4 separate regions of the Mus musculus genome follow, and regions 1, 2 and 3 are each linked to region 4. The links are chromatin loops, found by intact Hi-C in ENCODE. Cell type or tissue: left cerebral cortex. All regions are shown on one strand. Region 1 overlaps Mmp24 (matrix metallopeptidase 24). Region 2 has its middle 10 kb from the start of Mmp24. Region 3 overlaps Procr (protein C receptor, endothelial). Region 4 overlaps Trpc4ap (transient receptor potential cation channel, subfamily C, member 4 associated protein).

The links. Peaks named below come from ENCODE experiments on the same cell type or tissue, not always from the same donor. Only the 100,000 strongest peaks of a DNase experiment are listed, where the experiment ranks them.
Region 1: it touches region 4 in a loop (5-fold over the local background); 2 of 42 quality-filtered maps call a loop at or near these places.
Region 2: a loop joins it to region 4, with 4 times the contacts of the local background. A loop is called at or near these places in 33 of 42 quality-filtered maps.
Region 3: it touches region 4 in a loop (3-fold over the local background); 33 of 42 quality-filtered maps call a loop at or near these places.

Annotation. Positions count from the first base shown.
Region 1 is chr2:155,810,913-155,813,412 of GRCm38, reverse strand. It overlaps Mmp24 (matrix metallopeptidase 24), which reads right to left. Exons shown (of 9, transcript NM_010808.4): 7 at 1,058-1,196. Among named protein-coding and RNA genes, the nearest start is that of BC029722, 7.1 kb to the left of the region's middle. In left cerebral cortex, a CTCF peak has its summit at 1,497 (motif pointing right); a DNase peak (open chromatin) is centred at 1,477; H3K27ac peaks cover 594 bases.
Region 2 is chr2:155,763,921-155,766,420 of GRCm38, reverse strand. No RefSeq gene overlaps it. Among named protein-coding and RNA genes, the nearest start is that of Mmp24, 10 kb to the left of the region's middle. In left cerebral cortex, a CTCF peak has its summit at 1,184 (motif pointing right); a DNase peak (open chromatin) is centred at 1,221.
Region 3 is chr2:155,754,406-155,756,905 of GRCm38, reverse strand. Procr (protein C receptor, endothelial) reads right to left here. Exons shown (of 4, transcript NM_011171.2): 3 at 2,379-2,500; 4 at 1,428-2,137. The coding sequence ends at 2,022. Among named protein-coding and RNA genes, the nearest start is that of Procr, 4.4 kb to the right of the region's middle. In left cerebral cortex, a CTCF peak has its summit at 975 (motif pointing right); a DNase peak (open chromatin) is centred at 983.
Region 4 is chr2:155,661,909-155,664,408 of GRCm38, reverse strand. It overlaps Trpc4ap (transient receptor potential cation channel, subfamily C, member 4 associated protein), which reads left to right. Exons shown (of 19, transcript NM_001163452.1): 6 at 624-752. Among named protein-coding and RNA genes, the nearest start is that of Gm22334, 10 kb to the right of the region's middle. In left cerebral cortex, a CTCF peak has its summit at 1,153 (motif pointing left); DNase peaks (open chromatin) are centred at 1,132 and 1,800; H3K27ac peaks cover 1,426 bases.

The sequences.
Region 1 (2,500 bases), 150 kb before region 4:
ACCTCTGCCTTCCAAGGGCTGGGATTACAGGTGTAGCTTGTCTTGACCCTCTTTTGTTTTTTGGTGATCTTAGCCACTCCTATGACATCGCATGCTACTGCTCCCCACAGCTGGGGTCAGGTGGAGCAGTCCCAGTGGAAGCCCCTGTAGGTGAGCAGTCTCAGGATGGAGGAAGCTGCAGTTACTTAGGGTTTTTGGTTTGTTTGTTTGTTTTTGTTTTTTTTGAGACAGGGTCTCTCTGTGTAGCCCTGGCTGTCCTGGAACTCACTCTGTAGACCAGGCTGGCCTCAAACTCAGAAATCCGCCTGCCTCTGCCTCCCAAGTGCTGGGATTAAAGGCGTGCACCACCACTGCCCAGCGAGTTACTTAGTTTTTTTGTACACACTGGTCAACTGTTCATAAACATTCACACCTGGACCACAACAAGGCTCTGCCAATTCAAAGCCTGACCCATAGGCAGAAAGTCACCAATTTCCCATGCATCCAAGTTCCTCTGTCCTTGACGTGGCTGGCTCATGTCAACACTGCACAGCACTCGGGACTTAATGCACTCTCCACACATCAACTCACGGCTGTCTCAGATCCTCACACTCCTTCATCTGCTATACCCTCTCCTAACTCTGATGGTACAGCCCCACCCCCTTATATCCTGTGCCTTCCCAAGATCCCCGGCTGCTCAACATTAGGTTAAGTCAAGGTTACCAATATGAAACAACTCAGAACAGAGCTAGCCCAGGCTAGGCATGTTAGCTTGCTTCCCCCTCTTTCCCCTTTCCTCTATCCTGTTGGTGTGCTTGCGCTCTTACAGAACTGAGAGAATGACCTCTAGTGAAGTATGGGTGGCCTTCCTTGTCTTGCCCTGGACTTTGTATGGATGGAATTTTTCACCCCATCAACTTTGGCCCTTTCTTGACTTCCCAGAGTTTCCTTTCTGCAGAAACCTGACCCTTCAGAAGTCATTGTCAGCCCATGCAGGGCATCTGTTTCCCACACCACCTCTTCTGGTTTCGATAGGAAAAAGGAAGCCTCAAAAGGGACGTGGAAACGCCCACGTTACCTTTGAAGAAGACGAATCTCCCGTCAGCTCTTTCATAGGCTGCGTCTATGCGGGCGGGCAGGCCCTTCCAGAACTGTTCGATCTGCATGGGGTAGCCTTCCTGCACCCGGTTATTGCGCAGGCGCCAGAACCAGCGATCCTGGGAGGCGGGAGGAATGGGGGAAGTGAAGAGGAGAGAGGCAGGTGGCAGGTTTTTACCTCTGAATTCAGTGATCTCAGCCCCAGGGCCCAGGCCCAACAACCCAACCCCAACCCTGGGGCTCAGACTCACAACCTCCCATAGAGTCTGTCCATCTGTTTCTTCCAACTCTTTAAAGAAGACAGGATGTAACTAACTCTACATCAGCCTCCTGCTGTCCAAGACTATGAGACAAGAGGCAGATGGGTGTGGGAGAGGTGTGGAAAGACTTGAAAGGAGACTGCCATGGCCAGGAGTGACCACGGGAGGGCAGCAGAGAGTTACCAATATCAGTTGGGCTTGGCCCCGGTCTGGTGGGAATCCCAGCATGGTAAAAAAGATGGTAAAACCCACACATGGCCTGTGAACACTTTGTTGAGAGGATCAAAGAGGTACGAGAGCTGCAGTAGGAACATGACTCAGAAGATAGTACAAACCTAGAGTTTTATTAAAAATTCATTTATGTGTATGGGTTTGTGTCTGAGTGTATGAATGAATGTACAAGGCATGTGTGCATGAGCCTGCAGACATCAGAAGAGGGCACTGGGTTCTTTGGAGCTGGCTAGAAGCACTTGTGAGCCCCCATGTGTGTACTGGGAACTGAACCCAGGTCCTCTGCAAGAGCAATAAGCACTCTTAACCCTGAAGGTGGCCATTTTAAAGTGTTTTTACAAATCACTTTCTGGTCCAGTTTTTAAAATACTTTATTCTGACCTGCAAAACTCTGTCAAGTCAGTCTGACATATACAGAGTCTTAAGGAAGGCCAAGGGGCATGCCTAGAGCCAGTCGCTTAGTGAGAGGCAGAAAGGGGCTAGCCTATGTGGCCTGATTCTTAGTGATTGAAGTTTGCTGGGGAGACCTTACGAAGGAAAATGGGGTGGCTCTTCTCTTCCACCCAGTGCCATGGAGACCTGTTTTGCAGCTCCCATTTGATGAAGGGTACTTCCTAGTGTCTGGGGTGTACCAGCAGGCAGCCTCCAGCTCTTCTGTGATGGTGTAGTCCCCCTTTTGCACCCAGCATGGAATGGCTCTGATGGGCCGGCCATTCTAGCTTCAGCATTTCCATTAAGGGGCTGAGTTAGCACCAGGTCTGTGTCTCCTCTGCTTTCCCCCTTGTCTTGACTGGCTTCTCCATCCTTCTGGCCACAGCTGTTGATTCTAAAGCTGTCTCCTTAACCAGAACCCCTCATCCCAACTCTATCTCAGCGTGTTTCCCCAAGGATCTAGCCAGCCCATGGATCACATGACAGGCACAGGACAGGGA
Region 2 (2,500 bases), 100 kb before region 4:
CACATATATTTATACACATATGTGTGTGTGTGTTAATCCCAGCATTAGGGAGGGGGGCAGGAGGATCAGGGGAATGGTCATCATTGGCTACAAAGTGAGTTCAAATCTAAGCATTTGAAAATGGTAGAAGTGGAACATTTAAACCCTGTGGGGCCCCATGTGAGTGAAGAAGCCACAGCCCATGAGACTGGCTCAGACCCTGAGTGCCACCTTAAACCCACTTTTTCCACATGGCCTATGAAGGAAGAACTTGCCTGTGACTTGCTTTGATGAGCTGCCCTTGAACTTTTCACCCAAGTCACACTCACTCCCTTGGCTCTTCTACATCTCAAAAAAAAAAAAAAAAACCACCTAATTATTTAATTGTGCATGGGAACATACCATAGCACAACTTGTGGGGAGTCAGTTCTTTCCTCCCACTATGTGACTTGAACTTGGGTCCTCAGGTTTGGCAGCAAGCACCTTCAGTTGCTGGGCCATCTTGTCTACCTTGAGTTGTTTTTTAAGCTGTTTATTCTCCTTAACTCTCTGGGCCTTCCCTTGAGTTTTCGTTCACTGGTTCTATCTCTTCACCGTAACTGCAGGGATTTCTCAGGATGCTTAGAAGCCCTCTTCCTATTCTATGTGTCCGTCCATCACTGCAGTTAAAATACTACCTGCACTCTCTCTGCACACATGACAGCCCCAAAGTTTTATCCCCAAGGGTGCTAGTGTAGATCCCAACCTACTACATCCTCAGCCCCGCCACTCACCTAGCCTTATGCTTTCCTTCCTCGTGGAATTTCCCAACTGCAGCAGACCAAGCCAAGCTCCTGTTCTTGTCACTCAAAATCTCATCTCCTCCTAAGTGGTCTCAACCGCATTCCAGATTCTTCTATACTCATCCTAGAGACCTGTGCAGCACCCTTAATATGGCCTTAGCTTTCTCCATTGCCAGCCAGTAAGTTTTTCCTATGGATTCCACTTTATGCAAGATTCCCTGAACTTCTGGACTAGGCCACACACCCTATTTTGTACCCTAGATCTCGTACTTCACAGAGATCATATAACTGTAATTAAGTAATCATTTGTGTGGTTTCATCTTTTCCATGGGTTCAGACCATGTCTGAATGTCTCTAGCACACTATAGGTTATCAATGAATACTTTTTACATAAATAAACAGAAGCCCACTATAGAACTGTTGTTTGCAATTGGGTGTCCAGTAGGGGGCAGCAAAACATAAGGAATGGAAGGGGTCCAGGCCGCAGTCCTCAAAAGGTGACTTTCAGACAAATCAAGGAACCTTCTGGGTCTCTCTACTTCTGTGGGAGTGGGGGGGGGGGGGGAGTCTAATGCTCTTTCCCCTGAATCAATCGAGATACATAGCTTTAAAGAGGCTGTCATGCTGCACAAGACAGTGTCGGTAGCGTCAGTTAGGAGGGCGTGGGTTTGAGGACTGAGCCTGCTGTGACTAGGGACTGCACCGATCTGGAAGAGTGGAAAATTAAAGCTGAGAAAGAGACTGGCCCATGCCCAGAGCCAGCCTGGAGCCAAGCTGTGAGGTCAACCCAGTGTGTTCATGTCACAAGTTCCTCCCTGTTCCCTGAACATCGCCCGCTTCTGTGGCAGTGTCCAGCGTCCTGTCTGCGACACTCTGGTCTCCTCCCACCACGCCTTCCCCTTGCTGGGTCCTGGCCCCTCAGAGGCCTGCTCACCACCCGCCCATGATTACAGTTAACCTGACATCCTGACTGAAGTGCTGAACTGTATTTTCACATCATCCCCAGTGGAGCAGGAGCTGGACCGTCCCCATAGAGAAGGGGTAACCAGAGTATATGGAATGAATGCCACCAGATGAGACTTCAGGTCCCGTGGAAGGTGAGGGAAGGAGCAGCTAACACTGTTGAAGCCAGTCCCAAAATTATACTGAAAAATATATCTCGGCCCGCGGCACCTGGAGAGATTGCGTCCTTGTGATGCGGGGAGACAGCTGGTTAATTCATACCCAGTGAGGTTTCTGTTTGGGGAACACAGTAGGATACTGAGAAGAGCGTTAGAAACATGTAGCCACGCAATAAAATTGTAGAGACGTTCACTCTCCAAAAATGTCCTCTGTCATTTGAATTCAAGCCTCCCTCTCCCCCTTATGCCCTGGCCACACCTATCTAACCTCACCAGATCTGCCTTTCCCAGCAGGTCAAGGAATGACTCAAGGCAGAACGTTGAAACTTGGCTTCTTTCACTTGGCATAATGGAGTTTTTGGCCATTTTTAAAAGTTGGCACACAAAGTGATGGGCTTGACTCTGGCATTTCCCACATGTCTTTATCCTCTACTCTGGTTTCTTCCTCTTCCCCCTTTGCCTTCCTTGCTCCTCCTGCTCTACTTCCTCCTCTTCCAACTGTCCCCTCCTCCCACTCCAAGCCACATGCACTCCAATACCCTCTCACCCCACCCCTGTAAGGATTTATTTATCTTTATGTTATGTGCATGGGTGTTTTGCTTGCATGTACATCTGTGT
Region 3 (2,500 bases), 92 kb before region 4:
AGTCATACAGCTTCCCACTGAGGTCGCTCCATGACACTACGTGGATGTATTCCTTTTAACTTTGACCAGTTATTAAATCACAGGAGAGAGGGGAAAAGGCAATAAAATTGATTTCTCAATTGTTGATTCTGAATATCCTCAAGATATTCAGATATTCAAGGGGAACTGGGTACACTAGGCATTCTTTTGTTTGTTTGTTTGTTTTTTTGAGACAGGGTTTCTCTGTGTAGCCCTGGCTGTCCTGGAACTCACTCTGTAGACCAGGCCGGCCTCGAACTCAGAAACCCACCTGCCTCTGCCTCCCGAGTGTACACTAGGCATTCTTGTAATCCACAGCTTGGGGGTGCTGAGGAAGAAGGATCACAGGTTCAAGGCCAGCCTGGCCCACATAGTAAGAGCCTGTCTAAAATAAACACAACATAAAAGGAGCCAGAGCTGGGCAGAGAAGACTCTTCAGTGCCAGGAGCCTGCCTAACCTTTGTGATGCCTTGGAGTTGGTTCCCTGGGAAAACTTAGTGCTAATGTGGGGTTCAGCCGTACTCCTAAACCATACGTGTACTCTCCTACTTGTATTGATTTTCCTAATATCCATAAGGTCTGCTCGAGGTAGGTGTCTTTGTTTATCCTTTTTGAATATTTTATTATTCCTTTTATGAATGAAGTAAGTAAGAGTTTGGAGACACTAAATACCTGGCTCCAAGATTTAAAACTGAAGTCTGATTTTAAAATGTTCTTAAACCTGGGGTGGTGGCACATGCCTTGATTCTCAGCACTCAAGAGGCAGAGGCAGAGGCAGGTGGATTTCTGAGTTCCAGGCCAGCCTGGTCTACAGAGCAAGTTTTAGGGCAGCCAGAGCTACACAGAGAAACTCTGCCTGGGATGCCCCTCCCCCCACAAAAAAAAGTTCTTAAAAATTAAAAAACATTTAGTGTGTGTCTGTGTGTGTGTCACCAGTGTCCCAGGAGACCAGAAGAGGGCGCCAGATCCCTCAGCACTGAAGTTATAGGCTGTTGTAAGCTGTTGACATGGTAGACACTGGCAACCAGCTCTGGACTTTTGTAACTATTGAGTCATTTCTCCAGCCCTGAATACATGCTCTTAAATATTAAATTGTATTGTTTGTCCACAGAAACCACCAGAAATAAATATTTGAAGCCCTGCAAGTCAGGGCATAGCCATAAAGGGGTGGGGAGGGCATTTTAAGGAAGACGGCATCTCCAAGGTGTATGAAGAAAGGGGTTGAGATTGACCCAGAACGATTTGTTCACGTCACAGTGTCTCAGAAGGAAACTTAAATAGAATTCCCAGCTCACAGAGTCAAACGAGGTACATGTCATAGCTAATGGTGTCAGCTTACTGGTGATCTGTGAACACGTCCTAGAGAGGCCACCAAGTGATTGACAGATGAGGAAACAGAGCAAAGGGTATGGGCTATACTTTTTTTTTTCAGAAGTTTTAATAAAATAGAAGATATAAGTACACCTTTTACATAAATAAGAAATTTAATATTTATGAATTCACTGCTCCCATATTGTTCAACCTCACAACGGTGATATTTCTGTGGTTCTTTCTTCCCTGTCATTCCAGTGTCCCTTCCCAAGTTGGATACACCTGGACACATTAACTATGTTTGATTTTGGTTACAGACAACTTCTTTTATTTAGTAAGATGTTTTGAATGCCTACAGTAAGTCTGCCTATTCAGGGAGATCACAGACCTCCCAGCCTCCCCCCAAGTCTATGGTCTGATTTCCACAATTAAGCACCCACTTCTCAGACCAGCTACACAAAGCACAAATGCTCTCAAGTCCTTTGCAAACCCGTTACTTTGTTGTCTACATACTGCCCCCTCCCACACACACACTTCTTAGGCAGACAGACCTGGAGTTGTTGCTTTTAACCTCCTGAGATGTGATGGCCCACTGGGGGAGTCTGTTTGGCATCATATGAGCTACGACCTTCCCTTACCAGCCCCCACCAGTCCAGCCCTTTCTCCAAGGGGCCTGGAGAATAATTAGATAATTAGCAACGCCGTCCACTTGTGCACATGAAGATGCCCACGGCCACACCAGCGATTATGAAACAGCCCATCAGGATGCCCAGGACCAGTGATGTGTAAGAGCGACCTGTTTGGCTCCCTGCAGAACAGGCAAAAAGTGAGTTTAAGAGCATACCCCCAAGGAGTCTGAAGTCTGGGTCGAACCCCAAGGCATCTATACTTTCAAAGGACGTCACCCAGTGACTTAGGCTTTGTGGATGTACCCTCGCCTGAGTCTCCAGCCTCCTCATTTTGTTGCTCAAGGGATCCCTCATGTCCCTTCATTTGCCTGGCAGTCATGCCCTCCCCAACACACAGGCAGGGCCAGAATCCCCTCAGACCTTTCATGTTTTGCGTGGTGATGTGGTTCTCCAGGAACTCCACACAAGTGTCCTGAAGAAATTCCTGCAGTTCATACCGAGTCCGGTTGTAGGCATTGAGCTGCTTCAGGGTGAAGTTGGCT
Region 4 (2,500 bases):
CTATTGGTTCTCCAAGATCACTGTGGCTAAGTGAGAGAGGCTTCCTGTATAGGCAGGGTTCACTGTCCTCCCTCACTGGAGCCCTCCTAGACTTAGGAGATAACCATGTACAGGTGAAGCCATGGAGGTCCCGGTGAGAAGTCATTTGTCAGGGTCACCTAGATGGACTCTGCCCTCAGTGGTCATGCTTTGGGCAGTGAGTGTGTTCAGGCCGAGGCTCCTGCAGGAGCCTTGCACCGCCCTCTTAGGAAGCATCACCTCACACGCCTGCTTGTGTTCTAGGTGGGGCTGCTCACATTAGTCAGCAGGCTTTTGTCTGGACGATTGATTCTCTAAATGGAGCTATTAGGGCCTTAGATTTTAAGCCATCTGAAGCTGTTAGTTGCCTCCTGCTCCACTCCACCCCCCCCACCCCACCCCATTCCTAGCTCCAAATTCGGCTCCCTGTTGTATGGTCTGAAGGCCAGGAGTTATTTTTCACATATTTGCCACAGTACACATGACTTCCTAGCTTTGTTGGCTCATGCTAGTTTTCCAAGATGGGGTTATTTTCTGCATCTGGAATAGTGTTCTCTGTTATGGTCACAAGCTATTCTGCCTTTTCTCCTTTCTCCCTGTGACAGACGGAAGGAGTAACGAAGCGTTTGGCAGAAAAGAATGATTTTGTGATTTTTCTGTTCACACTGATGACAAGTAAGAAGACATTCTTACAAACAGCGACTCTCATTGAAGACATTTTGGGTGTTAAGAAGGTGAGCTGTGCTCTGCTGCTGTGGGAGGGTGTTTTGGGCACTGGATTGTTGAGCCTGGTTTAGACAGGGCTCCTTTCAAAGATGCTCTTCCACTCATAGTGTTCTGAGATAGGTGAGATATAAAGTTAGCTTGTGCTCCTTATGCCGCTGGGTTCCATCCATGGCTGTGAACCATGTAAGTAAATATAAGGTAAGTCAAAGAGTATGAAACACAAACCTCACCTCGATGTGGTGAATTTAGTGTGATTTTTAGCGTTCCTTGCTAAGATGAAATTGCTCCTCATTAACATTAGTGGAACAAGTTGTTCTTAGCGTGCTTCTGCTGTTGTGTACTGGCGGGGAGTGCTCACAAGCCAGCTCTCTGATTGAGCTTTAGATCCGTGTGTGCTCCCTCTAGTGGCAATGTTTGGCCTTTGCTTACTTAATCTACCTTTATATTTTCTTACCAGCCTTCAGCTCAAGTTGGTTAATTTCCTTAAACATAAGATATTGTAAGTTCTGATATCCAGCCATTCTTTCTCCTTCCTGTTTTGTTTTTGTTTTGTTGTTGTTTTACAAGACAGGGTTTCTCTGTGTAGCCCTGGCTGTCTTGGAACTCACTCTGTAGACCAGGCTGGCCTTGAATAGAGATCTGCCTGCCTCTGCTCCTGAATGCTGGGAATAAAGCTGTGCACTACCATGACACTTACTCTGTAGCTCATCACAGGTTTAAGGGCAAGAGTGAGATATTGTCTCAAAAAATAGCAATAAAAAGATGAGAACATTATAGTTTTCTCTTCAGAAACTCACAGACTTGTAAAAATACACTCATATACACTATGCTAAAGTCATGACAGAAGCTCGTTAGGGCCTCGTTTACGTTCTCGCTCCTCGCCATGCTTCTCTCCCTGTTGATTGCCGATTGGCAGATTTCTTATCATTGCTGCATAGTCTCCCGGAGGTTGCTGTAGCAGAAGGGAGAGTACCCACACACTGTTACCCAGCTTTCACTTAGGCCTTGCCTGCTGTTACCCAGGCAGAAGCATCACAAGTGTCCCATTGTCTGTGGGGACATATTCCCAATGTGTCCAGTCCCCAGACAGTCCCTTTGTGCTCTTTGATAAAATGTCTTTGTTATTTCCCAAGAATCATGTGCTCGGTCCAGTGTGTGAGAGCGGCTGTCAGTGCAGGAACCCTGTGCTCCCTGGCTCTCAGGGTTGGAGCCAGTCATTGCTCCTTCCCAGCTCTGCCAACCTGCTCCCTCAAGCCTTCTTATTCCTGTCTGTGCTACCCAAGTAGGTGATAGGTTCCACCACGCTCTGTAGGTGCCTTGATGTTACATGTGTAACTAAAGTGGAAATGGTGCCTACAATTCGTGCAGCAAACAGAGGATTCATATTCAGAATTGATAAAAAATTCCTACAAATCAACCTGAAAAAGACGTAGCCTAGTTAACAAAAGGGGAAATAGGTGAGCCATAAATAAATGTTTGGCTTCATTGAAAGTCAGAAAATGCAGATCTTTTTTTGTTGCTTTTGTTTTTTGTTTTTCAAGACAGGGTTTCTCTGTGTAGTCCCGGCTGTCCTGGAACTCATTCTGTAGACCAGGCTGGCCTCGAACTCCAGAGATCCACCTGCCTCTGCCTCCCAAGTGCTGGGATTAAAGGCGTGGGACACCACTGCCCAGCCAGGAAATGCAGATCTTATCCTGTGTGTGGTGAGAGCAGATCTTAATGAATGTGGAGTGTAAATACTTGAATGTGTACATGC